7 separate regions of the Homo sapiens genome follow, and all the other regions are linked to region 6. Evidence: chromatin loops called from intact Hi-C (ENCODE). Cell type or tissue: IMR-90. All regions are shown on one strand. Region 1 overlaps SMYD3 (SET and MYND domain containing 3). Region 2 overlaps SMYD3 (SET and MYND domain containing 3). Region 3 overlaps DRC8 (dynein regulatory complex subunit 8). Region 4 overlaps KIF26B (kinesin family member 26B). Region 5 overlaps SMYD3 (SET and MYND domain containing 3). Region 6 overlaps SMYD3 (SET and MYND domain containing 3). Region 7 overlaps SMYD3 (SET and MYND domain containing 3).

What was found. Peaks named below come from ENCODE experiments on the same cell type or tissue, not always from the same donor. Only the 100,000 strongest peaks of a DNase experiment are listed, where the experiment ranks them.
Region 1: it touches region 6 in a loop (4-fold over the local background); 2 of 110 quality-filtered maps call a loop at or near these places.
Region 2: a loop joins it to region 6, with 6 times the contacts of the local background. A loop is called at or near these places in 47 of 110 quality-filtered maps.
Region 3: it touches region 6 in a loop (9-fold over the local background); 18 of 110 quality-filtered maps call a loop at or near these places.
Region 4: it touches region 6 in a loop (14-fold over the local background); 11 of 110 quality-filtered maps call a loop at or near these places.
Region 5: it touches region 6 in a loop (7-fold over the local background); 63 of 110 quality-filtered maps call a loop at or near these places.
Region 7: it touches region 6 in a loop (2.8-fold over the local background); 32 of 110 quality-filtered maps call a loop at or near these places.

The regions. Positions count from the first base shown.
Region 1 is chr1:245,786,733-245,790,732 of GRCh38, forward strand. The region is part of intron 10 of SMYD3 (SET and MYND domain containing 3); the gene reads right to left. Among named protein-coding and RNA genes, the nearest start is that of SMYD3-AS1, 320 kb to the right of the region's middle. In IMR-90, no CTCF peak of the experiment used is centred here; a DNase peak (open chromatin) is centred at 1,689; H3K27ac peaks cover 1,218 bases.
Region 2 is chr1:246,490,387-246,494,386 of GRCh38, forward strand. The region is part of intron 1 of SMYD3 (SET and MYND domain containing 3); the gene reads right to left. Among named protein-coding and RNA genes, the nearest start is that of SMYD3, 15 kb to the right of the region's middle. In IMR-90, a CTCF peak has its summit at 2,440 (motif pointing left); a DNase peak (open chromatin) is centred at 2,425.
Region 3 is chr1:245,077,652-245,081,651 of GRCh38, forward strand. All of the region lies in intron 4 of DRC8 (dynein regulatory complex subunit 8), which reads left to right. Among named protein-coding and RNA genes, the nearest start is that of KIF26B, 75 kb to the right of the region's middle. In IMR-90, a CTCF peak has its summit at 1,573 (motif pointing right); a DNase peak (open chromatin) is centred at 1,590.
Region 4 is chr1:245,514,357-245,518,356 of GRCh38, forward strand. All of the region lies in intron 4 of KIF26B (kinesin family member 26B), which reads left to right. Among named protein-coding and RNA genes, the nearest start is that of KIF26B-AS1, 280 kb to the left of the region's middle. In IMR-90, a CTCF peak has its summit at 2,004 (motif pointing right); a DNase peak (open chromatin) is centred at 2,025.
Region 5 is chr1:246,449,062-246,453,061 of GRCh38, forward strand. All of the region lies in intron 1 of SMYD3 (SET and MYND domain containing 3), which reads right to left. Among named protein-coding and RNA genes, the nearest start is that of SMYD3, 56 kb to the right of the region's middle. RefSeq lists an enhancer at 309-869. In IMR-90, a CTCF peak has its summit at 1,893 (motif pointing left); no DNase peak of the experiment used is centred here.
Region 6 is chr1:246,001,260-246,005,259 of GRCh38, forward strand. The region is part of intron 5 of SMYD3 (SET and MYND domain containing 3); the gene reads right to left. Among named protein-coding and RNA genes, the nearest start is that of SMYD3-AS1, 110 kb to the right of the region's middle. In IMR-90, a CTCF peak has its summit at 2,075 (motif pointing left); DNase peaks (open chromatin) are centred at 372 and 2,062; H3K27ac peaks cover 1,907 bases.
Region 7 is chr1:245,873,351-245,877,350 of GRCh38, forward strand. The region is part of intron 8 of SMYD3 (SET and MYND domain containing 3); the gene reads right to left. Among named protein-coding and RNA genes, the nearest start is that of SMYD3-AS1, 230 kb to the right of the region's middle. In IMR-90, no CTCF peak of the experiment used is centred here; DNase peaks (open chromatin) are centred at 731, 1,801 and 3,421; H3K27ac peaks cover 1,954 bases.

The DNA of each region.
Region 1 (4,000 bases), 210 kb before region 6:
GAAAAATGTGAAACCAATGAATCTGCCAGCATGGTTGTTTCACATAGAAAATCTGGAATCCAGCATCTAAATAAACGGTAGAATACTGTTGCTACCAGCTGTGATTCCATTTAAGACACCATTTGTGGAAAATATTTATTATGGTCTTCCATTTTCTCAGCACAAAATCAAAGAAAATTGAGAAATATGAAATTACATTGTCTTCAAAAATCCTGTCATAGAGTAACTCAGCTCTCACAGCTATCCTCTGAAGATGTTATTGATGTTCTACCAAGTTGATGGAGTAATATAATTTGCTAGCAGGAAAAAATGCTGGCAAACAGAATTGTGTTCATTAGAGCGGTATCTTTACAACGCCTTCTTCCACTTTCATTACTTTTCAAGATCACACATCATGTCACAGGGCCGAACCACAGCCTTGCTATGCCCTGGATATTTCAGTATTTTTTTACAGTTGGAAGCAGATTCTTAACGCTTGTGCAAATTACAGCTATTTTTGCTAAAATGGGCTCATTTATGCTGCTGGGGAAAAGAAGCCTCTCTGTCTCCCTCTCTCTGAAGGTCTATGAGGCAGCTCTTTACATGTAGCTCCCATTACTTCAGGCTCGTAAGTTCCCGCGGGGGCAGTCTCTTCCATAACCAATCATCAGACCTAGCGCTGGACCAGTTCACATCCACACTGTGAAGTAAGCATCGTTTGTCTTTACTCCCTTTCCATCCCTCTTAGTTCTGACAAGTTTTCTCTTTCACTTGGGCTGAAGGACTCACCAACGGCCTTCTTAGTGTGGCCTCACAAATGCTGCCTTCTCCAGAGCAGCTTTCTCCAGAAGTTCCCTCTTTACCCAGTCAAAACTTCCAAGCCTCCTTTAGAAAAGTCTGATCCCATCAGGGTGTTAAAAAAAAAAAAAGGCAACCTTATTAGATGAAATTACAGGTGTTAATGATTAATAATTTCATAGATGAGTTTAGATTTTGAGGGAGAAATTCTTATCAACTCAAAACAATTTTTAATAGGTAAAATTTGAAACAACACAACTACGTGCTGCATTTTCATCCGTGGGAAGGAAAAGGATTTTTGGGCACAAGCGACTCCCAGATTCCTCAAAAGCAAACCACGGAGAGTTGAGCTTCATGTGTGTGGTAGAGGTTCAAGCACGGTATAGGGAGTCGACTTTCGAACTGGGCATTGTACTGGTCACATGCTCAACCTTGCTGCTGAAGTGTCCTTTAAATCACTTAGTCCTGGGAAGCAAATGCAAGATGCATGGATGGGACCTGACCAGATTAGCACAGGGAACAGGGCAAGGAGAATGGTGAGCAGATTAACACAGGGAACAGCGCAAGGAGAATGGAGTCTAGATTAGCACAGGGAACAGGGCAAGGAGAATGGAGTCCAGATTAACACAGGGAACAGGGCAAGGGGAATGGTGACCAGACTAGCACAGGGAACAGGGCAAGGAGAATGGTGACCAGATTAACACAGGGAACAGGGCAAGGAGAATGGAGTCCAGATTAGCACAGGGAACAGGGCAAGAAGAATGGTGACCAGATTAGCACAGGGAACAGGGCGAGGAGAATGGTGTCCAGGGCACCTATGAAGCATTGCTTCTACTTTCTGAGCTGCTGGAATAGACTACAAGCTTTGTGGTCTGCATTCCTCTACTTCTACTAAGCGTTCACATGACTCGGGAGGCCAGATGTTATTCCTGGCTCATGCCTACTAGGTTAAAGGAGTGGGGGATGCTTTACTTCCAATTATTGAAATGAATCACAGACTGTTTAGAGCCAGAAGGAAGCAGAGATCACCTGCTTCAACCCTGTCACCTTAAAGATGATGAAATAGCCTAGAAAAGTTGCCCTAGGCCCACTCAGGCCATGCAGCAAGCTCTAAGCCCCTCAGCTCTATCAAGTTGGGTACACAAAAGGTGCTTAATAAGTGTTGGCTAGCCTAGTGGCTGGATTCCTGAGGTCTGCTTCCTAGTTCCATGCTCCTTTCATTATAACTCCCTCCCATGCCCACCATCCCCACTCCCACATTCTTCGTTCCAGTCTCTGGTGGAAAACAATCACAGACCATGCCAGAGTCCAGAATAAGACCCCAAAGTGAGTTAGGGGACGGTCCACTTACTCAGTTACTTATGACTCTAATTATGTGCCAAGTGGTGCCAGTGTGCCACTGCTAATTATTACTACACAGGCTTCAGAAACTGGGCCAATTCTTTCTTCCTTCCAGGAGGAGGTTTGGACTAGGGGACCGAGAAGGTGGCTCTCAGGAAAGCATTCCGAAAGTTTCTCTATCACGGAGTATCCTTTGAAGGTGAAGTCAAGAACTCCTCTTGGAACACGGCACCAGGAGCTTTTGGAGTCCCGGATGCTTGCGGATGACTCCCCTTAATGAAATGTAGGTATGACAAGGTGTACGTGGCACTAGGTTCAGACCATGATAATGTGCCATTTCGGGGACCTGAATTCCTATTATGATGTAAGTCCTTTCAGAGAGACTTTCATAGGCAGCTCCCTAATGAGGCAAAGGTCTCCGTAGCTCCTCACGTATAAATGGAAAGTTGTTGCACAGAGGAACAGGGCCCTTTCTAACCAAGCTAGCAGGGACAGGAATGGCACTAGAACCCAGTATATTTCTGCACAGACTCAGGATTTTTAATAGTCTGCAATACGGCAAGCTGTAAGCAAGGAAATATTCCAATAAAAAAATAAAATACAGACTAAGAAGAAAGCCACAGTCAATATTTGATTATAGAATTCAATGAATGATTGGGGTAATATAAACAGGGGATGACCCCCAAATTCTTGATGTTGGCCTGAAAGTATTGTTTTTATTTATATTTAAGTACAATTGTGTGGTCTGTATTCTGGAAATTTCCTTGAAACTAAATATTGGTGCCAAATGAAGTCCACAGAGAATTTTATAAGCTCTATATTTTACCTATTTCCACCATTTTCCAATTCTCCTCAACACGAATAGCTGACTTCTTTCACTGCTCCCAAAACATTGTTGGGACAAAGATGGTCTATGGGTTAATGGATTTCCCTGCTCAGGCTTTGTACTTTCTAGCTGGCAATTATAGCTCCTTACATACTATTGATTAAAGAAAAATTCCATCTCTGGTGTTGCATCCACCTTTGGAAAAGTGAAACTAGAATTCATTGACCAGTTTGTTCATTTATTTGTTCATTCATTCATTCATGCATTCACATTACAGATTCCACATTTACTGAGCACCCATTATGGGCCAGACACTACAGGGATAAGCTGGGAAATAAGGGAGACCACGGTTCCTGTCCTCATGGATCTTACATCACTGTGGAAGGGCCAGATACTGGAAAGTATTAACAAGTCTGGTGAGTACTGGGCAGGCTTCAAAAGGGACCTACAGTAGTCAGAGCTGCTCTAGAGAGTCAGGAAAAACTTAGAAGAGACACTTTCATTGGGGGCTGGTAGATGAGTAAAAATTAGGCTGATGAAAAAACAGTAGGTGGAAAACCCCCAGGGGCACAAAACAGCAACACTGAGAATTCAACGAACTGATGGAAAGTCAAGAGTGTCCCAACTATAGAAGGAGAGCTGCAGTGAGGAATGAATGAATGAATGACCCTACTTGCTAGATTAGTGGAATCAACCCCAGTGATGAATGGGGCAACACGGGCAGAGCCCACTCTTATCTACCCACTGGGGCACTAGGTCCAAGTGAGGGGAGAACCCCCAGAGTCAGGGTCGGCAAAGCTTTTCGAGGGCAGCATCTGCACCTTGAGGGCAATTGTACTTTCTATACTTGGCTCCAAACCAGGCACACAGTCAGCACCTAAAAAATGTGGATGCTTTTAGAAAAGACAGAGTCACAAGCACATAATTAGAGAAAGCCTCTTTTGGTCAGAGGGAGAGCCTCATTTCTGAAGCAGGAATTTCTGCCACAGATAAGCCACAATGGGGGATGAGTGTACTCTGTGATTCTTTGGCTAACTGAACCATTTGCATGGACAC
Region 2 (4,000 bases), 490 kb after region 6:
GCAAATTTCAGTCACTGAGACATTTATTGAACATCCTTGTGTACTTAGCAATGAACTAGGGTCTTGGGATTCACAGAAAAATAAGACAAGGTCTCCGTCCTCAAGAAGGCTAAGACCACAGGGCAAATAACTAATAAAACCTAATAACCAAATTAAGACCTAAATTATATAATAATACCTAAATTCCACCGACCAATCGCTGAGGGCTGGACTCAATGGCTCACACCTATACTCCCAGCACTTTGGGAGGCCAAGGGGAGAGGACTGCTTGAGCCCAGGAGATCAGTCTGGGCAACACAGTGAGACTCTGTTTCTACAAACAATTAAAAAATTAGCCAGGTATAGTGGCAGGCACCTGTGTTCCCAGCTATTCTGGAGGCTGAGGTGGGAGGATCGTTTGAGTCTGGGAAGTCAAGGCTGCAGTGAGCCATGATCATGCCACTGCACCCCAGCCTGGGCAACAGAGTGAGACCCTGTCTCAAATTAAATAAATAAATGGTCTTTTAAAAAGATCAATCAATGAGAACTAAGTAGAGCAAGGAAAGAACACGTATTAAGTATGAGTACCTGTTATACACAAAATACTTCCACATGTTTTATCTCTTTTAATTCTGAGGATAATCTGAAGAGGCAGGGTTCAAGATTAAGAAAACAAAGTTCAGAGCTGTTAAGTAGTTTGCCCCAACTCACATAACTCATAAAGAGGATAAGACAAGGGAAAGCACCAAAGTGAGAGTAAGTATGACCGGTTCACAAGGCACTGAGACCAGTCAGACTAAAACACAGGATACACTGGGAAATAAAGCTGGCCAGAGTTGGGCCAGATTAGAAAGGACCACTAGTTATGCTTGATGAAATAAGAATCTGTCAGCCGGGCGCGGTGGATCACGCCTGTAATCCCAGCACTCTGGGAGGCCGAGGCAGGCATATTACCTAAGGTCAGGAGTTCAAGACCAGCCTGGCCAACATGGCAAAACTCCGTCTGTACTAAAAATACAAAAAAATTAGCTAAGCATGGTAGCGGACACCGGTAATTCCAGCTAGCGGGGAGGCTGAAGCAGGAGAATCGCTTGAACCCAGGAGGTGGAGGTGGCAGTGAGCCGAGATCGCACCATTGCACTCCAGCCTCGGCAACAAGAGCGAAACTTCGTCTCAAATAAAAAAAAAAAAAAAAGAGAGAGAAATAAGAATCAGTCATTAAAGGCATATTTAAGGAAGACTACTAATATGGCAACACTTCATAGAACAGATTGCAGTAGGGAGGATCTGCAAACAGATATAATCAACTAAGACACAGCTCTAGAGAGGAGCTGCCCCTGGCTGATACCATCGGTCCTCTAGAGAGGAGCTGCAGGAACTGACCGATACTATCAGGTAGGCAGGTGTTGCTCCAAGCTGGCCAGGCCCTCACAGGGAGGCACTGGTGTCCTTCTGTTGAACATACACAATTTCACAGAACATGGACCTCAGACAAGGCCACTCTGTGACCGTGATGGATCAAAACGAAAACAAGACCACTCTGTAATCATGTCTGAACGCAACTCTGTTCAACTACCGATGTGCTCCCTGGCTGGACGGCAGGAACTAAAGCTAGAGCCTGTTCTAGGATGGTGGCAGTAGGAATAGAAGAAAGAAAGCAATATAAGTGACATTTCCAAGTAAGAATAAAAAAAACTGTTAGTAGGCAATTCAAGAGAAAAAGTTGAGACTCATACATCGCTTGAGTGGATAGCATCCAACTGAAATATTATAAATCTAATCTATAATATTTAAAATCTATATTTTTATTTAATCTAGTTAAATTAGTCCATGTTTTTCAGACTGAATAAAAGATGATGACAGAAAAATATTTAGTAGGTAATTAGAGATTAAAAAATAATGATGCCTGCGTCCCACCTCCAAAGGCTCTGATTCGATCAGTACTGAGTGTAGCCTAGGCATCAGGATTTTTCCAAGCTCCCCAGGTGATTCCAGTGTGCAGCTAAAGCTAAGAACCGGTATCTCAGAGAACGCCGATGGCTCCTGACTAGGAGGAAAAAGGACAAACGATGGATAGGGTAGAAAGGGACCCAAGAAAGTACTGGGGCAAAAAGGTAAGCGAGAAACAAAAAATGGCTGAAAGACTAGACAGACGATTCCCAGACACAGCAAGAGTCATTTAAATGATGAAAGAGTCACTATTTAACAAACGATAGAAACCAGGCAAGAAGGTTAACACAGGTTTAGATGACTAGGAAACATGACCAACAAGTAAGGCCACTACTCTGCATTAGCAAAATCTTCAGCTAGGAGACTTTCAATCTATGATCCTCTGAGGATGCCTGGATAACAACTACATGTACCACTACAAATAGATGTTAACTGTGTACAGCCTGTTTCTAAATATAGAGGTGGATTCCTCCAGCCCTTTTCCTTCCTAGTGTTCCCACACTGCCACCTCGTGGGTCAGCACTGCAAGGAGCCGGTTTGAACTGGAAGGGATTTCTAACTGGCCCTGTAAATTCACAAGGCAGGTACATGGTAAAGCCTCAATTCAAGGGTTTAATCCTTATGTTTTCCTCTGTTTAATTACAGTGGAAGACAGCCTTAAGGTACATTGTTTCTTTTGTGGGTGATAAGAATTTTCTAAAGTTGATTATGGTGATATTAGTATGTACTTAATGCCACCGAAGGGTACACTTAAATAAATAAAAGGGTAAAGTTAATGTTACTTTATATCACTTTAAATAGGCAAATGGTATGGTATATGAGTTATATCTCAATAAAGCTGTTACAAAAAAAGGAGGAGGTGGCCAGGCACATTGGTCTGTAGTCCTAGCTACTGGGGGGGAGGAGAGGGGGGCTGAGGTAGGAGGATCACTTGAGGCCAGGAGTTTGAGGCCAGCCTGGACAACATAGTGAGACCTTGTCTCTCTGAAAAAATAAATAAATAAAAAGAAAGAGGAGTAGGAGGAGGCAGCTGTAGCAAATACATAAATGGTTTCTAAAACTGCAGAAAACTTAAAAAGGATGTCAGAAATCACTCAATACCTTCATTTCAAAAAGGCAAAACTGAGACTCAGATTAACTTACTTACCCTACTTACCCAGGCAGTAAAAACTAGGCCAAAAAGGGGCACTATTAACCCATTTATGGAGGTCTTCTATGGTCTCCCAATCCTGAGAAGCTTTTTCTCTTAAGCTTGATCCTCAGCAATGCTATCTTTTGCTGCCTAACTTACTACTGGGAGATCACACTCACACCAATGACTTCACAGAGCAGTAGTATCACCACTATTCCAATAGTTCAAAACCCAGCACTCACCCTTCACCACAGAGCACTACTGTCACCACTATTCCAATAGTTCCAGCTCAAAACCCAGCACTCACCCTTCACCACAGAGCAGTACTGTCACCACTATTCCAATAGTTCCAGCTCAAAACCCAGCACTCACCCTTCACCACAGAGCAGTACTGTCACCACTATTCCAATAGTTCTAGCTCAAAACCCAGCACTCACCCTTCACTGCTTCCTTGCCCTTTAATCGGTCAACAACGTGGGTGAACTCCTCAACATGTTTGGTTCCAGGCCCTCTACCAGTCCCCTAGCTCAGGCCTTCATCACTTCACATCTAGAATAACGCACATTTTCTCCTAACTGGAATCCTCATCTCCAGTCTTTCCACTTCTCTCCCTCATCACAAAATTCACCCAAATCAGGACTCCTACACAAATCTTCCATGTGCACCTCATACTGCAGCCCAAAAATCTCTATGGGCTCCTCAAGAGTTGTACCTAGAAAATAAAGTTCAAAATCTCTTAACCTCAGCAAGGCCTTCTGTATCACAGACGCTATCCCAACTTATAATCTATCATCTATACAAACAGCACTTCGCTGCAGTCATAATGGTCTACTAAACAATGTATGCACATTTCCCAATTAGTTATTCCTCCATAGTTGTTATCTCTACCACTTATTTCACTGGTATCATGACTTTTTTTTTATTCCTTTCCCAAAGGTT
Region 3 (4,000 bases), 920 kb before region 6:
TGGGAAAACTGTTATTTACATGGAGAAGAATGAAATTGGATCCGTATCTCACACCATACACAGAAATCAACTCAAGCTGGATTAAAGATTTAAATGTGAGACTTGGAGCCATAAAACTAGAAGAAAACATAGGGAAAATGCTCTTTGACATTGGTCTGGGCAATGATTTTTTGGATATGATACTAAGAGCACAGGCAACAAAAGCAAAAATAAACAAGTGGCACTACATCAAACTAAAAAGTTTCTGCATGCAAAAGAAACAAGGAGCAACCTATGGAATGGGAGAAAATGTTGCAAACCATACATTTGACAAGGGATTAATATTCCAATACATATAAGGAACTCAGACAACTCAATTGCAAAAACAAAAACGACCTAATTAAAAAAAACGGAAAAAAGGACCTGACATTTTTTCAAAGGTGATGTACAAATGTCCAACAGGTATATGAACATCATTGTTCATCAAGGAAATGCAAACCAAAACCACAATGGGATGTCACCTCACCCCTATTGTAATGGCTACTATCAAAAAGACAAAAGTGTTGGTGAGGGTGTGGAGAAAAAGGAACCTGTTGGTGGGAGTGTAAATTGGCACAGCCACTACGGAAAACAGTACGGGGGTTTCTCAAGAAACTAAAAATAGAATTACCATATCATCCAACAATCCCACTTATGGGTATAAGTCCCAAAAGAAATAAAATCAGAATCTCTAAGAGCTATCTGTATTGCCATGTTTATTGCAGCATTATTCACAGTAGCTAAGATATGGAAACAACGTGTCTATAAACAAATGAGTGGATAGTATATGTACACACACACACACGTATGTAATGGAATATTATTCAGCCTTAAAAAAGGAGGTCCTGCTATTTGCAACAACATGGATGAACTTGGAGGACATTATGCTAAGTGAAATAAGCCAGACACACAGAAAGACAAATACTGCATGATCTCTGTTACATTTTCAAAAGTCAAACTCATGGAAACAGAGAGTAGATGGGTAGTTAACCGGGGGTGGGGGTAGAGGAAATGGGAAAATGTTGGTCAAAGAGTACAAACTTTTAGTGATAAGAAAAACAATTTCTGATGTACAGTGTGGTAACTATGGTTAATAATTATTCTATACTTGAAATTTACTAAGAGAGTAGTTCTCAAGTATTCTCACCACACATACAAAAAAGGTAACTAGTGAGTCGGTGGATAAGTTAATTAGCCTGTGTGGTAATCATTCCACAAGGTATATGTATATCAAAACATCGTGTGGCACACCTTAAATATATGCAATTTTTATTTGTCCATCATACCTCAGTAAGACTGGAAAAAAATAGAGGAAACTGAGTGAGAGAGGTATATGGGAACTCTGTATTATATTTGGAACTTTTCTGTATATCTAAAACTATTCTAAAATCCAAAGGTTATTCAAATATAAAATCCTTTTATAATATAAAATAGTGTCTATATTAAACATTCCATGAATTCTGTACTTAGAATTATTGTATAATTTTATTGTTTTTAATGCCATTGCTTATACATGTTTTTGTACTCAAGAACAAATTGGATACGGCCTCTAGAGGACAGTGTTGGGTCATAGAAAGATTTTACAATTTCTGCCCAAGTTGAAGATGGTCATAATCATTTTTCTTCTTCTTTTCTAACCACAAGTCCTGTTTATTCGTTGTCCCTCTGTAAAAACAACAATAACAAAGAACACTTATGACCCCTCTGCTGTTCTGACTAGTTGGCTGTTTTGTTTTAACTTATTTTCGTATAATTTTGGTTCCACAAACATCTATTAGGCAAGAAAGATCTGCGGAGTTGGCACCATAATGTTCACATCCCTGAGGGTTTGTGAAAGTTGTGAGGGAACCCGGGGAAGCGATATGAGGCGTATATTATGTGTCATTTGTGAGTTCTTCCACGATGGAGACGGAATTATAGAGTTGAACTTCCTTTGGAAAAACAAACCACGGTTCGTAGCTTGATCAGGGTGCATGTAAGCTAAAGAGGGGTTTTGGTCTTTTAAAGGTTGAGACTGCCTGCTCTACAGTGGTTTGTTGGTGGTGGGAGGAAAGGAAAAAAACCATTGCTCTTGCTTCTGGAGCAAATTTCTGGAGTAATCAGAATAGCAACTCAACATTTTAATTTTAAAATTCCTCCTCCGGAGATAACCTCGTAGGATTGCCATTGTATTTGCCCGGGGCTCCTGAGGTGGGGAGTTGCAGAGTGCTGCTCAAGTGCGTCAGAGCCATATGAACATTCACCTGCAAAATGCTCGCCTTGGACTTAGAGGCAGCTGAAGACAATTGTTCATGAATGGATGGGCTCAGAAATTCTGAAACACACAATTCTGTCATTGAATGCGCTGAATTTTCTGCCGAGAGTGGAGTCTGAGGGTTCTACCTTGCTAGGTGTGAATCTAGTATAAACATTAAAAAATAGGAGTCATTTGGATGATGGTGTGTTCCACTTAGCAGCAACCTATAGTTTTTCGTTTGTTTGTTTTTGCTCGAAGAATAAATCTGTCCAAAGCTCATCTGCTGAATTGGGATCTTTGAGCCTTTTAATAGGAGTCTTGAGAGGGAGTGGAAAATGTACAGCTCCTTATAGATAGCCCGACATGAAAGTTAAGGTCAATGGTGTTTTGTTCAGCCACTCCATCCAAGTCGAACCCACGGGCAGGGATCTGTTTTGTTCTCATTTACTAGTGCTAAGTGCCAAACATTCTCTTTCTCAGGTATAGTCTTCTAATTTAGTGGTGGTGTGACAAAGTTCTATTTACCATATAGGTACTTAATACGTATTATGATGATTTAAGATGTAGTTGGTCCTTGAGATCGTGATTGGTCCCCTCAGCTGGTCCCTCACTCAGGATTCCTTATCTCAGGGAAAAGCATCACCTTATCCCAGTGGTATAAGTCAGAATCTTGGGAGTCATCCTTGAATCCTCTGTTTTTTCCATCCTTACTCATAATGAATGCAGGACCAGGTCCTACCAATTTCACTTCTTAAATATTTTTTGAAGCCATCCATTTCTCTCTCCATGGCCGCCACTCCAATCTAAGCCCTTGTCATATCTGCTTAGACTACTGAAGAAGCTGCCTCACCCTCAAGCAGTGTGCTCTTCCAAAACATGCATCTATGAGACCGTCACTGATTTCCCATTGTTCTCAGGCTAGCAACCTTATCACTGTCATGGACAAGAAGGCCCTGCCGTCGGGCCCCTGTCTCTCTTTCTAGCCTCATCTTGAAGCCTTCTCCCTGCTCCTTGTACTCCAGCCTCCTAGCCGCCAATGTGTCAGCAGAGAGTCTTCGCGTATTCAGTTTCCTCTAGGTGACTGTCTCTCCCCTGCTGTCTCTGTCTCATTACCTTCTACTCATACTCTCTAAATCAGCTGGAGTGTTATTTCCTCATGGATGACTTCCCTGGTCTCCTGGTCTAAGAAGTGTTCTTTATTTTTTTATTTTTATTTTATTTTATTATTTTATTTATTTTTTATTTTTTTATTTATCTATATATATATATTTTTTGAGACGGAGTCTCGCTCTGTCACGCAGGCTGGAATGCAGTGGCCTGATCTCGGCTCACTGCAAGCTCTGCCTCCTGGGTTCACGTGATTCTCCTGCCTCAGCCTCCTGAGTAGCTGGGACTACAGGCGCCCACCACCATGCCTGGCTAATTTTTTGTAGTTTTAGTAGAGACAGGGTTTCACCGTGTTAGCCAGGATGGTCTCCATCTGCTGACCTCGTGATCCACCCACCTCGGCCTCCCAAAGTTCTGGGATTACAGGCGTGAGCCATCGCACCCGGCAATTTTTTTATTTTTTATTTTTTTATTGAGATGGAGTCTCGCTCTGTTGCCCATACTGGAGTACAGTGGTGCGATCTCGGCTCACTGCAACCTCCATCTCCCGGGTTCAAGTGGTTCTCCTGCTTCAGCCTCCCGTGTAGCTTGGATTACAGGTGTGCGCCACTACGCCCATATAATTTTTGTATTTTTAGT
Region 4 (4,000 bases), 490 kb before region 6:
TCTCTACTAAAAATACAAAAATGTTAGCCAGGCATGGTGGCGGGCGTCTGTAGTCCCAGCTACTCAGGAGGCTGAGGCAGGAGAATCGCTTGAACCCAGAAGGAAGAAGTTGCAGTGAGCCAAGATCCTCCACTGCATTCCAGCCTGGGCGACAGAGTAAGTGAGACTCCATCTCAAAAATAATAATAATAATAATAAAATAAAAAATAGACATTTATATAATGAAGGTTTTTAAAAAAGAAAATTAAAATAAATTTGGAGAATGACCTGTGAAAAATGCCTCTGCAAGTTTTCCTGACCAGAGGAAGGACTTGGCTTCTCTCCTAGACATTTTTTCTCGTATCTTCCTCTAGGAGTCAGTGGAAGAGTGGCGATTAGGTAACATCTGAATGTAGTAGAACCCAGAGCTGTTACCTCCATTTGAGCTACTGCTGGTCATTGCTTGACTTCTATTCTCTCCATCAGTAAAATGCACGCGAAGCTTACCTCATTAGGTTTTTCGAGAATTAAATGAGATAATGCATGGTGCTTAGCTTAGCGTCTGGCCATAGCCTTGATGTCAATACTGTCCTCATGTTCTCCTGTCAGCGGTAGGTCTGTCTCTCAGACACTTTCCAACAGAGGACCCAGATCCTTAATGACAGGGGACCTGGGAAGACAGGGAGGCAATGTCACAGAATGGAAAGCGTGCTCGAGTAGAAGTCAAGACCTGGGTGTTTGAGTCCCAGCTCTGTGCATAACCATTTGAGTGATCTTAAGAAAATGATCACCCCCTCTTCCATGCTACAGCCCTAGATGGGTTACTCCTTACTCCACCACTCTCCTCACCTTGACTCGTGCCGGTCCCTCAGCACGACGGGTCCTCCTCCTGGCTGGCTCCTTTCTTCTCTCCTTCTATGAGACTCCCCTGATCCCCTGAGCCCGAGGGTCAGGGCTTCTCCTCTGCCATCCTATGGCACCTACATCTCTCCACGCTTACCGTGCAGCCATCACTGTCTGCCTTTCCCACTCGACTGTCATCTCTGTCTTAAAGCTCTGCCTTCGGTGTCAAGACCGGGCAGCACTCAATGAATGTTTCCCGAACGGATACGTAAATGACAGAAGGAATGGATGAAGAGTCCCTGCCCTGCCTCAGGTCTTGAGTGAAGATGAAATGAAATAATGTGTGTGGAAGGCTTGGATGAGTAGAGTGCTGTGCAGTTGCCTTCAGTTTTAAGTTAGTATGAGGACAAAGCATTTTTTATACCAATATTTTAGTTGGTTTCTCAGATACTGAGATTCACACATTTTAGTGAAACAAAACAATATTCTCTTTTATACCATCCTTGCAGTGTGGGCCCATTATTTGTTGTAGAAGCAGGCCAGGCTTTATGTGGGCTAGAACCTCTGATGGTTGAAACTGTGAGCAACAAAACTTTTCATTGCAGAATGACAGGTAAGATTCTGAAAGCCAGTGGCATGGGAGGGCTCGCTCTGTAACTCGGCTTGTCCCAGGGTATGAATGAGGGAGTTCAGATCCCTGCCTGTGAGGGTGGAGAAGGGAAAATGGTTTCTAAAAGCAGAGGAGGAAAGAGAAAGAATCATCATGGAGGCAGCATGGTCAGGGAAGGGGCAGAGGGTGTTGCATCTGACAAAGCTGGGTTTGGACGATAGCCTCATACTTGGGTTTCTGTTGTATCTCATGAGTCCTCTCCCTGGAGGAGTATTTGGATTCTATTCTGCTTCTCCCCTGAGTTTGTTTTCACGGTGGGACTATCCAGGACTAAAGAGAATGGCACCGTATTGCTCTCTCTTTCTGAACCCGGACTTGCAGGCCATATCTGGATTTATCCTTTTTATCAGCAGAATGGTACATTTCCCATAGCAATGCTTGAACTCTGGTCCGTGATGAAGCAAGCTCTTCCATGGTGTTAGAGTCTGTTTTTCCTTCAGAAAATGCTATTTGCAGAACGGCAACAACAAAACGTGTAACAGGAATTGTCCGTTCCCATGGCCAGTCCTCATGTAGAGCCACAAGATGGCGCAGAGGATGACATGAAATCATGTACGCGAGCGTGATTTGCTACTAGGCAGCTCTGTAGGGCTGTATGTATTGATATCACATGCGTCTATATGAACGCCCCGCTGCAGCTGCCTTTGCTATACAGTGAATACACTGTGGGTCTATTATTCGCCTCTTCAGATCCAGCCCAGGAGTTGGTGCAGACTCATTTTTCACTTTCCTTTGACCCTGGGTGTCTCCACAAATGAACCACCTGCTGTGTCTTGGTGGGGGTGGAGATGTGGGGTGAAGTAATGAGCCCGCAAGGCCTGTCTGTGCCTATTGGCTGCTCTAAAGGGAAGTTGAGGAATACTGCAAAGCCACAAATCTGAGATGTCAGCTCATAAATCTGTAAGCTCCTTGCTTAAGTAATACGCTCCTTGACGGCCAAAACTGTCATTTGCACATTCTCTTCAGCTGAACACAAAAGTTCCGGTTACCAGACTGTCCCTGGATACTGGGGACTAAAAGCTGGTGATTGGCGGAGTTTGGGGGTGGGGAGGGGGCGCTGGGCTGATTGCCCTGGCTGCTCCCCACAGCTCCACGGCTGCTGCTTTCACCCCCACCTGACCATGGTCGCAGTGGGGGGCTTTCTCTTGGTATTTAATTAGTAAGTGTAGGCAAACATTTGCATTGTGGCACTGGGATAGGAAAAGAGTTGAACATGAATATAAAAATGGGGATGGGGCCGGGTGTGGTGGCTCACACCTTTAATCCCAGCCGCCAAGGCGGGCAGATCACTTGAGGTCAGGAGTTCGAGACCAGCCTGGTCAACATGGCGAAAACCCTACCTCTACTAAAATACAAAAACATTAGCCGGGCGTGGTGACACGTGCCCCAGCTAGAGGCAGGGAGGCTGAGGCAGGAGAATCACTTGAACCCAGAAGGCGGAGGTTGCAGTGAGCCAAGATTACAGCACTGCACTCTAGCCTGGGTGAGAGAGTGAGACTCTGTCTCAAAAAAAAAAAAAAGGAAATGGGAGAAATAGTTTCCAGCATTTAGCTTTTGGCGACAATGACTAAATCAATACAAATGTTAATCTCTGTTGCATTATGCTTTTGAAACTGTATTGGCAGTTTAGGAAAAATCCAGTCAACAGTTTAATATGAAAATAGAGACCTGTAGACCAAATGGAGGGCAGGAAGCAGATATTTGCCACACAAACATTTATTGAGCGCTTGATGTATTATAGGTGCTGTGTAAAGTTTTGGAGATTCAGAAATGAATCAAAGAGAGGAGTGAACATACAAATTATCCCAACTATAATACCGGTGATAAGCCACAAGGTAGCTCTGCTAGCACGGAACATATGGAAGAGATGAATAATTCTGCTTCGGAGGGAAGGAGTCATATTAGAGTTGGGTCTAGAAGAATGAGCAGGAGGTGGCTGGGAAGGGAGGGCGTTTGGGCAGAGGAATTGGCATGATTCTCTGTGTATGCACAGGACCATGAAAGTGAATGGTGTCATGTAATTTTTTTTTTTTTTTTTTTTTGAGAATGAGTCTCACTCTATCGCGCAGGCCGGAGTGCAGTGGCACGATCTCGGCTCACTGCAACCTCCACCTCCTGGGTTCAAGCAATCCTCTGCCTCAGTCTCCCAAGTAGCTGGGATTACAGACGCCTGCCACAACAATCGGCTAATTTTTGTATTTTTAGTAGAGACGAGGGTTCACCATCTTGGCCAGGCTGGTCTTGAACTCCTGACCTTGTGATCCACCTGCCTCAGCCTCCCAAAATGCTGAGATTACAGGCGTGAGCCACCGCACCCAGCAGGTGTCATGTAATTTTATTCATATTTCCTGATGACTAAGACAACGTATTTTTCAGATTCTCAAAACAGGCAATGATTAGTAATAGATCACCTTAAATAGGATGTTATAATGGTGATGAAGACCAATCACAGCTGCCTGGAAACAGTAGATCATGGGTCAATAATGGGCCCACACCTGGGTTTTGTTA
Region 5 (4,000 bases), 450 kb after region 6:
TACAAAAAATAAAAATAAATTAGCTGGACATGGTAGCACATGCCTGTAGTTCCAGCTACTCAGGGGGGACTGAGATGGGAGAGTCACTTGAGCCTGGGAGGTCGAGACTGCAATGAGCCATGATCACGCCCCTGCACTCCACGTGGTCAACAGAGCAAGAGCCTATCTCCAGAAAAAAAATAAAATAAACAAAAGTTTTCCCATTCCTCTGTCTTCCTTGAATCTCCACCAAATTGAATAGATGGTGGTGGATTCCCTTACTATATAAAGAAAGCTCTGAATAAGTAGCCTTTGATTGTACTCATTTGGGTAGACCTCATTTATTTCCACAACCAGAATAAAATCAATTAGTTATTTTTGTGATGTTTTTGCTCTTTAACTTAGAATTCCTTCTTCTGAGACAGTGTGATATGGGGCAGGAGGGACCTGCTTTGGAGCCAGGAAGACCTGGGTTTGGAAATCTGACTTCTCCAGCGATTACCTTATGCAAGTTCTATAATCTCTTTGAACGTGAGACCTGTGTTTGGAAATCTGACTTCTCCAGCGATTACCTGATGCAAGTTCTAGAATCTCTTTGAACGCCCATTTCCTCACTGATGTTCTCCATGAAGGGAACAATAAGCACCCACTGCTTAGGGCTGCCCTAAGAAGAGAAAATAAACACAAAAGGACACCGTGCCTGACACAGAGAAGTGTCAATGAAGTCAGGTGCTCTGACTGGGCTATGTTCTTCAGCTTTGAAACCTTTAATCCTGTGAGTATGAACCTGCTGACGTTAGGTGTGGAAAGGTTTTTTTTGTTTGTTTTTAAGTAATGTTATTGGGAGTATAGAGCCAAGTCCCTCACTTTAGAAACTAAAAGATGAGTGTTGCAGCTTCGGCATACCGTTTTGACTACTGTGACAGAAAATGACCCAAACTAGTTCATGTAAAATCTCATCAACAGGCCGGGCATGGTGGCTCACACCTATTATCCCAGCACTTTGGGAGGCCGAGGTGGGCAGATCACCTGAGGTCGGGAGTTCGAGACCAGCCTGACCAACATGGAGCAACCCCATCTCTGCTAAAAATACAAAATTAGCCGGGCGTGGCGGCACATGCCTGTAATCCCAGCTACTCAGGAGGCTGAGGCAGGAGAATGGCTTGAACGCCTCCGGGAGGCGGAGGTTGAGGTGAGCCGACATCGCACCATTGCACTCCAGCCTGGGCAACAAAAGCGAAACTCTATCTCAAAAAAAAAAAACTCATCAACAGAACTATAGGGACATCCCAGACTCCCAAAGACTGAGTTTCAACTGATAAATAACTCAATAAATCAGGCTGCTCTCTCAGGAAATGCTTGATTTGATCACCTCCGTTGTTCTTCTCTCAACCTGCTTCTTTTGCTTACTCAGCTGCACACGGCCCTGAAAAATGCCCACCCCAAGATGGCAGTGATCTATAATTTCATAAAGATTTGGGTTACACAGGTGTATGCATTTGTCGGAATTCATCGAATGGTATACTTAAGACATAGGCATTCCACTGCACTTAATGGATCTAGTCTCATTTCTGTCTCCCTCACTAAACTGTGACATCTCAAGGACAAAAAGGAATCATATTCGACACTGAATCCTCCACGCTGGCACAATGCCTAGCATGTAACTGAATCTCAGTAAATGCGTGATTATTAAACAAAGGAAGCAAACTGAAGAATTTGAGAAAGTCTACTTATTGGGATTTATTCTGAAAGATGTACTACAAGTTCACATTTTAATTAATGATTACATTCCAGTGAATTAATATAAACGTATTTAAATTTTAATCATTATGAAGTGAACTATATTTATAAGCAAACAATTAGTGACTTAATTAAGGTGCCAACTGTTCAGTGTACATGACTCTACCACCACCTAGTGTAAATAAATGCATATTACCACATTTGGAAATTCCCTAAAGACAAAGAATCTCCCAATGGTGGGTCACAAACTAACATACTTCAACCACAAACATTCAGCAGGTGCCTGCCGGTCCTGGAAATTATGCCAGGCTCCAGAAGGACAGACACAGCTCTTGTCTGTGTTGATCACTGCTGTCTCCTCAGGGTTTAGGAGAATGGCAAAGCACTTTGCTGGCCTTCAATAAATATCTGTTAGCTGACTGACAAGATTCTGGGATTAAAAGGTGACTAAGTTATCTTCGGGAAAGACATTCAGCCATTCAAAACCAACAGCATTTTATAAACAATGAAATATTATTCTGCACTAAAAATAAATGAGCTATCAAGCTCTGAAAAGACACGGAGGAAACTTAAGTGAATATTACTAAGCGAAAGAAGCCAATGTGAAAAGGCTACACACTATACGATTCCAACTGTATGACATTTAGGAAAAGGCAAAACTATAGAGACAGTAAAAGGATCAGTGATGACCAGGAGCTGGGGAGGGAAGGGATGAATATGTAGGGCACAGGGGATTCAGGGGGCAGGGAAATTACTCTATGATATGATGATGGTGGATACATGTCATTACACATATGTCAAAACCCATAGGATTTACAACACCAAGGGTGAACGCTAATGTAAACTATTCACTTTGGGTGATAATGTCATGAGTAGAAGGTGATCGGTTGCAACAAACGTGCCATTCTGGCGGGGGGTGTCCATTGTAGGGGAGGCTGTGCATGTGTAGAGGAAGAGGGTCTATGCGAACTCTCTGTGCTACGCACTCAATTTTGCTATGTAGTTAAAACTACTCTAAAAAGTAGTTTTTTTTAGTCAATAAAATTTTTTTACTTTAACTTTAGATATCAAATAAGCAAAACCCAAATCTAACAAGTACATCAAAAATATACTGTTTTTTTAAATGCCTACATAAATGCTCAATAAATGTTATTTCCTCACCTCCGTAGCACAACCGCAACTGCTTACCCCAAGTAGCTGACATGAAGTGGCTGTAAAGAAGCCACTGTTTCTTCATCTGTGAAATTAAGACAGCAGGACTAAATCTCTCACTTCCTATTCTAATTTAACATTCTTTTAAATTTTAAAAGAATAGATCACTAAACCTAAACTTTTCTAAAATATAGAAAAAGGAAGGAAACTGTCAAATACTTACAGCATCACACAGTGACACCAAAACCTGACAACGAACACATTAAAAATTACTGTCAAATCTCACTTGCGGGCCAGGGGCGGTGGCTCACACCTGTAATTCTAGCACTTTGGGAGGCCAAGATGGGTGGATGACTTGAGGCTAGGAGTTCGAGACCAGCTTGGCCAACATGGCAGAACCTTGTCTCTCCTAAAAATACAAAAATTATGGGTGGTGTTGTGCACCTGTACTACCAGCTACTGGGGAGGCTGAGGCACGAGAATCGTTTGAACTCGTTTGGGAGGTGGAAGTTGCAGTGGACAGAGTTCGCACCTCCAGCCTGGGCCACAAACCAAGACTCCGTTTCAAAAAAGAAACGGAAAAAAAAGACTCATTTATAAATATTGGTGCAAAAACTTTAAAAGTAATAGCAATGAGAACTCATAAATGCACTAAATGAAGGATAGGCTATAGGCACAACTGTTTACTCCAGTGATTCCAGGAGAGTTCACTATTAGGAACTCTACTCATACAAGCAACCATATAAGTAGGTCAAAAAAGAAAAGTTATATGACCATCTAAGTAGATGCCAAATAGACATGATGAAATTTTTAAACCGTTCCTGATTTTAACGCTTAGCAAAATAGCAATAGATGACTATTTCCTTAACATAATGGAAAAATACATTTCATATCAGTCTATAACTTTCTAATGTTTTACTGGAAACATTACTGAAACACTAAAACAATGACACACACAAGCATTTCTGTTGAAGTCTGGGAGGAATAAAGAAAGCCCACCATTGGGCTTCTAGATTAATATTCATCTAGAAGTACCATACTAGCCAATGCAAGGGAAAAAAAATCTTATGTGAGTTTTATTTATTTACCACACATTTTTACAGTGCTTACTATATGTCAGATACTGTTC
Region 6 (4,000 bases):
TGAGAAAGTTTTATGTCAAGAGAAGATGAATTGCTCCAAGGAGAAAAATATGCCAGGCAAGTCCAAACACGTCTGCCTACCTACAAGTATGATTCCCACAAGCACGTCCTCCTCTTGCCAACCCATCTTCAACCTTATAGGGTGCAGATGTTTTTGAAAGTTTCTCCTTGCTCCAGGTACTATGGAAGAGACAGTGTCTGGCTTCATCCTGGAAACCATGGGGTATGTGGCATCCATCATGTTTTGGAGATGGGCCGTTTTTACATTAGCCACCCTTGCCAAAATCTAAGAAGCATGGCTGTTTCTCATCATGTGGTCGCTGGCTCTGCGAGCTGTGGTTTGAAGACGGAAACAATAATAATCCTATACATAAATGACTAACATTTTATGGGGAAGACAGAAAATAGTTTAAATGTTTTCCATGATCCTCTTTTTGAACTACAAATGATAGTCAAACAGGGGTCATTGCCCTGGCTGATAATTTTCAGAATTGCAGACCCTACAGTAAATAACATTCACAGATGGTTCCTTTCTTTGAATATCAATGCTCTGCCTTTTGGGAGCTGGCAGCTACTCAGAGAAGAGCATTAAACTGGCCAGAAAGAGACCTGGGATCCTCTGGATCTCTTTCCTTTGTTCAGAACAAGAGATTTTGACAGATTCTCCGGCCGCCAGTCTTCCAGCTCTGGTTTCCAGCTCTGGTTCTGGGCGATCCCCAAGAGATCACAGATACTTTGTATACTTTCCACATCCACCACTGTAATTGCAGAGTCCCTATCTTCCTTACGATTCTGTTTACTAGAACCAAACCCATCATTTTTGAGACATTGCCAAATTCACTGCAGGAACAAGTCATAAGTCCACTGAGAAGCGCATGCCAGTTGTGAGGAGACTCCGGTCTGACGGGCAAGATGACCACCTCCTTTTTATTTTATTATTTTTTTAAATGGAGTCTCGCTCCGTCACCCAGGCTGGAGTGCTGTGGCGCGATCTCGGCTCACTGCAAGCTCCGCCTCCCGGGTTCACGCCATTCTCCTGCCTCAGCCTCCCGAGTAGCTGGGACTGCAGGCTCCCGCCACCACGCCCGGCTAATTTTTTGTATTTTTAGTAGAGACGGGGTTTCACCGTGTTAGCCAGGATGGTCTCGATCTCCTGACCTCGTGATCCACCCGCCTCGGCCTCCCAAAGTGCTGGGATTACAGGCGCCCGCCACCACGCCCGGCTAATTTTTTGTATTTTTAGTAGAGACGGGGTTTCACCATGTTAGCCAGGATGGTCTCGATCTCCTGACCTCGTGATCCGACCGCCTCGGCCTCCCAAAGTGCTGGGATTACAGGCGCCCGCCACCACGCCCGGCTAATTTTTTGTATTTTTAGTAGAGACGGGGTTTCACCATGTTAGCCAGGATGGTCTCGATCTCCTGACCTCGTGATCCGACCGCCTCAGCCTCCCAAAGTGCTGGGATGACAGGCGCCCGCCACCACGCCCGGCCCATTATTATTTCTTTAGAGACGGGGTCCTGCTCTGTCACCCAGCCTAGAGTGCAGTGGTGCAATCATCGCTCACCGCAGCCTCGACCTCCTGGGCTCCAGTGATCCTTCCACCTCCCTCTCCCAAAGTGCTGGGATCACAGGCCTGAGCCTCCGCGCCCGGCCACCTCCTCTTACAGTAGTTCCCAACCCATTCTTCGGCCTCACTGCATGGCTCACACGGAAACATCTCAGTTTACCACCGCACGATGTAAGTGCGTTCTACACTCACCAAAGAGAAAAGAAGTCTGAAGGATAAGGCAGAGAAGAGAAAGGTTGTAGGTAGGAGGATTGGTGAGCAGGGAAGAGATATGATGGAAGAGGCGGAGGGAAAGACGGTAAAGGGGCGAAGAAATGCCAAGTGAAGATGTGTAGGCACACAGAAGAACCGAACCCAGAACCAGAAAGGGGAAAAACTCTATTGTTCTGTGGGGCTCCAATTCACAGGTCATTAGGCTTTGGAGGATCCCCACAGAAGGTTGTCATCTGCTTCTCAAACCTCTGGCAGGGGCATCAGGTGTAGCTATGCTACCACAGCGCCATCTGGTGGAGCGGTGGGACTTATCATGACCTAATCAAACTCTTTTAGGACTAATTCCGTCTTGCAACAATTCCAGGCAATAAATACAGGTGACAGGATATATTATTGAGGAATATGGACAGCTGAAGTTCACACATTGTTACGTCCTATGGATTATCTCCTCTCAGAACAATTGTAGAGTAACTTTACAATCCACATACTGAAAGATTCCCTCCCCATTCCTTTTTATCTCTTCCCACCCCATTTTGAACGGCTCAGCTATCAACAAAATTTTCAATAAGAAATACATTGCCTTTAGATGTACCTTTTTCAGCAATGTAAAACTACCTTGCTTATTATTCCAATGATCTGAATTTTGAGCATCTCTTTAAATTACATACAGATCAATGTCATGAAGCATTAAATTTATTATAATATGTAATATAAATATCTCACACATCTAGTCATTAAACACTAATATTTACTTTGTTGCCTTTCTTTCTCCACAGTTTTCCCATGTGATTCTCTTAAGAACAAAATATAATACAGTCGTGTAAATCTAAGTGATTTATTACACAAGTGATTATCCTAGAGATACTGGGACCCACGACTTGGGGCTCCACCAATGTTCCTCTGTTATATAAGCTCAGGTATGAGTTCTGGGAAGCCACAGGGCATGGGAGCAAAACCACATGCTTTGGCTCAGACCTCGATTGGAATTCGGGCACCGCCACTTACTAAGGGGCCTTCTCAAGCCTGTCTCCTATCTGTAAAATGGGAATGAGCCTACCGACTTCATAGGATTGCTGTGAGGATTAAATGGAAATCGGTACGCAAAATGGCCAGCACAGTGCTAACATCTAGAAGGTGCTGCCCAGCCCCAAAGAGATCTACCAGAGAAATAATAATTCTCATTTTTAGTCAAGCTACAAAATAAGACTCCTCATTTCTGATTTGTTTTATAAAAATGCAAAAAAGAGAGAGAAGAAAAGCCTTCCAAGATTCTGATACCGCTCACCCCAGTTTTCACTTGAAAGTCAACCAATGAATGAGCACCAGGGTGAAGATGGAATTCTGCCAGCCACAGTACCTGCAAGAGTCCACAACACACTTGACTTTCATTCATGTGTACTACAATCCTGTGGGTTAAAGGGCCATAAAAGTTGTCCTGGTTTTTCTTATACTTCAAAGGAAGCAATTTAATGGCCATGAATGACAGCCTCCCGATTACACTGTAACTATGAAACACGACTGTTCTGGAATGATTTCCAGGCTGGCTCCCTCACCAAAGGAACTTCAAGGTAAGAATTTAAACAAAATAACCTTTCCAGGCTTTCATCCAGCTTCCTCATGCAAGAGGCTCTATCCTTGGGAGCCCAGGGAATGTATGTGCACACAAAGGGTTACGTAGGGTTGAGGCCAGACAGAGGGTGGTCTGGAGAGTTGTGTTGAGGCAGGGCAACCCAGAAAATGGACAGCACTGTTCCCTGGGGAGGCCTATATGCTACAGACACTATAAGAAATAAAAGAATAAGGGATAATAATTTTTTTTTTGAGACAGCGTCTCACTCTGTCACCCAGGTTGGAGAGCAGTGGTGCAATCATGACTCGCTGCAGCCTCAACCTCCTTGGACTCAGCTGATCCTCCCACCTCGGCCTCCCGAGTAGCTGGGACTACAGGCGTGCACCACCATGCCTGGCTAATTTTTTTGTATTTTTTTCTAGAGATGGAGTTTCTCCATGTTGCCCATGCTGGTCTCAAACTCCTGCGCTCAGGCCATCTGCCCATCTTGGCCTCCCAAAGTGCTGGTATTATATGCATGAGCCACTGGGACTGGCCTAATTTTAACATTTTAAGGGGGAAACATTACATGAAGAATGTTGGTTACAAAGAAAAACCTCAAAAATGTGGGCTCTGCCTATCTTACTGCCATTGCTTAATTAGCCAGAT
Region 7 (4,000 bases), 130 kb before region 6:
GATGGCTTAGGCTGCTGTAAGCCCATACTCACAACTCCTACCCAAGTCCTGCCAATACTGTTGTGTAAACGCTACCAGGTGGGAGGTTTGAGATTCTGGGAAAAATGCAAAGATTTTACAGGAAAATTGTTCTCCTGACAATAGCCATTAAGATAAAGTACACCTCCAAAGTTCAGGGTGAGTTTTGTCTTAATGAAGACCAAAGCTGCAGCCCTCATCTCCTTTAATCGGCCACATCTCCATCTTTTGTATTTTCTTCTTTGAGGACAGATGCTCTCATTCTCCTCTGCCAACAGAGATAAAAATGCTTTAAGCTGCCGCAGAACAGATTCAAGTGAGGTTTAAAGGGCAGTGTCCCGAAGGCGAAGGTTATAGGATAACCTAGATGTGGCCACTCCAGAGACATTCAGACATGGGATGAATGATAGCTTGATTTGGGTTCTGTGCTGTTGGCATGTAAGACTGTGTGACAGGCAGCACTACGGAAGTGGAACTAAGGAGGCCGGGCCCTGGTACCAGCTCTGCCACTGGCCAGCTGTGAGGCCTAGAGTCTAACAGTGCCTCCTGGCTCCGCTTGCCCAGGTGAGAACTACATTAGGGTTACCACTGACATGGAAACTAATCCTTCCACTCCATTAGTCGCCTATGTGTAAAGTATATGTTGTCCATGAAAACAGACCTGAAATTCTGATAGGAAGGTTGCTGGGGTTTGTGATTGTGCAACAAATTGTAAATGCCTTTGTTCTGATTTGTCCCTCCTTCATTCTATTTTAAACTGAGTTTTCTCAAGTATAAACAACCCCAGCCATAGCACAGAGAGTCTACAGGACTGAAGACAACACTCAACATGGTACTACCTTCTGCCAAACCAAGAATTTGACAATGGTTATTTAATTCACACATTCCCTCTAACATTTGTATGTATAATGATTATAACAGGCAATATTCCAAGCTTGGGTAAACATGGTATTTGCTTATCTGCTAAAGCGAGCACATCAGATTATCTAATCTGTGGTTCTGAATTAAAGGAATAGTTTAGCTGGGGTCCACAATGACAGCTTCACATAACAAGTCCCTGAGACACAAGTCTAGACATAGCTTTTTAGGAGGCAATCTTACGGGTCATCTAAAGAAATGATTTATTTTGACATTAGAACCTCTCTCTTAACATCAGTTAATGGAGGGTTCCATAGCGTCCCCTAAGTCTTCAGAGTTGGGCTGCAGAAATTATCCCGTTCTACAAACACTTCATAAGGCAGCACTGAAATCCTTAGACCATGTGTCACACAAGCCAAAAGTTCAAAAGAAACATGTCGCTGTTCGAGGGAAAGAAATTACTTTAATCTCTCAGCCTTTAAAAAAAAATTCTAGAATTGTATTTTGTATCTCACTGGAAAAAAAGCCAGTGTTCCTCCAATTATTCTAAAACAAAAAAAGAAAAGTCTGTAGTCTGTGAATCAATCCATACAGAGATCTGTCCCTTGAAGCTGGAGGGTGGGTCACCCCAGAGGGCAGTCACTTGGCCTAAAGGTCTGGTGAGGAGAACACTACTTTGTAAAGTTTGGGAGGAGAGAGGGGTGACCAGATTCCATGGTACAGCTCTTTTGTGCCTCACCTCGTATCCATGAGACAGACTACACAAAATCACCAGGACTTAGACGCTCCTGCAAGCAGCTCTGCAGCCATGGAAGTGAAGTGCTGGCTGACGGCACGGCGAGCCGCTTCCTGGCACGCCAACAGAAAGCACATGTCTGCATTTTTGATTCCAGTAAACTCCAGGCTGGCTCTCAGCCAGAGGACCTCTTTGTAATGTCAAAGATAAAAGTACTGGCCATGTTTGGCACCCTGCCTCCACCTCCATTCTCTTGTAACCGTCTCATAAACCAAGCATGCATTACTGTTAACAGAGTCTTCCAGACAAAGGTCTGACGGAGCTTCATAAACATTAGCAGATGACGATCAGACAGGTCCCTACTGCACAGGAAGGAAAGGAGGTACAGGGAGGGGCAAGTGATTTCACTCAGAACATGCTGGAAATTGTGGGGAGAGCTGGAAATAGATATTCAACTATATACTCAGAATACTCCTACTACCAGAGAACTGCTCACTGAGCCGCCTGAGTCGTGCACATCTTCCATTAGAACCTGGCATGTGGGCAACATCAAACCTCAAATCTGTCCCCAGCAGTATAGGTATCATCTTTATATTGATATCTGATGAAGTTCCTCAAATTTGGATGTTCAAAATGGCTTTTTGAGTATACAAGATGATATAATGCTTCTCATACCCCTAATATTCTTCCTCTTGCCCAAGGGAATGCTACGATGCCAGTCACAGAAGATTTAGGAAATGATTACCTTTTGATTAGTTTTTGTTTTCATTTTGGGTCATACTCATTGTGGGCCAAAATTACACAGCCCTAGCTGTTTGCCTTTACCATTTCTGTTTTACTTTCCATTTAACTTTTGAGACTACTCTGAAAGTAAGATTTTAAGGTTTGTAAATGCTTACCAACTAAAATACGCAAGGATTTCTTTTCCGGAGGTAAACAAACTTACAAATCCCTCTTGCTCTGTGCAAGAACAAGGGGTACCCAGACCTTCATTCAGAGGACTTAATATGAGAAAGTCCCAGGTCTTCATCACCAGTGGAAGCTGGATAGCTCTGGATGTGCTTTTTAAAATATGTATCAGAGGCTTTAATTCACTCCAGAGGGCTGCAGAGAGCTTACTTCCTCCCCTATGCTACCAAGAGTGTGCAAACACACAGATACCCACAGACATGCCCACATACACACACATCCCAGGAATATGCTTTAAGGGATACTGAGGGCTCCGACTTTCCCTCAAACTGCAGACCTGTTGTTCCTCCAGCTTTGTCTCTCCTCTTTGCTGTAAGGGCCTAGTAAGGTAAGGTGGGTATATACTTAGAATCACCTCAGGAGCTGTTAAGAATACAGACCGGGTTCCATCGAGGCAAATGATATCAGCATCTCTTGGGGGCAGGCAGATACCGGTATCTTTTCTAAGCTCCCCAGGTGATTCCAATGCACAGTCTGGGCCAAGGACCATCAGCGTGGCCTTTGCCGCCTCAGCCATTGCTCCGAATCTCTGCGATCATGCTGTCACTCTTCGTGCCGACATGGTTAAGACTTGCTGCAAGTATTGATGGTTTTGCTTTTCTTTTTTCTTGTCTGCTCAATCTACAGTTCTGTCTCCCATGTTCTCTGCTTTTGCACAAATAGTTTATTTACAATAGACACAAAAGTGACCAAGTCTGTGGCACTACGGGGAATAAATCTCATGCCCTTCAGGTGCTCTTTAGCTCAATATATGACAACATCTCCCCAGTGCACTCCAGGGCCAGGTACTGGATCTGAGAAGACACAGCTGAGATGTGGCCTCAGCTTACATTCCAGTGGTTGAAACGGCCAAACAAATGTATCATTTCTAAATACCGCACGTGATAACAGAGAGGTAAGCCCTGGGGCTATGGGAGCATAGAGGCAGAGCCCTCTGCCTGGCCAGGATTTAGGGAAAATGTCCTGGAGAAGAGGATGCATGAGTGCAGGCTTGGAGGCTATGGGAGCACAGAGGCAGAGCCCTCTGCCTGGCCGGGATTTAGGGAAAATGTCCCGGAGAAGAGGATGCATGAGTTCAGGCTTGGAGGCTATGGAAGCATTAGACAAGGAGAGACAAGCAGGAAGGCCAGTAGCAGAGAAGAGAAAGAGGTCCTTGGGGAGGCCACGCTGTTGGGTGCTTCTGGTTCACTCATGCATGGCAGGGCGGCGCTGCGGAGACGGGGCAGCTCCCCGGCCCTCTGCTGCCCTACTAGGTCTGCAGTTACTTGCTGTTCAGAGGCTGCTTTTCCTTAGAGGCTCTTTTCCCCACTAAGCTGAAGGGCTACTTCAGAATGAGCCCACAGACCCAAAAACATAAAGCTGAATTAAACGGTTCATCGGGGGAAAGGGGTGGAGATAAAGGTTTAGATATGAGGTAGA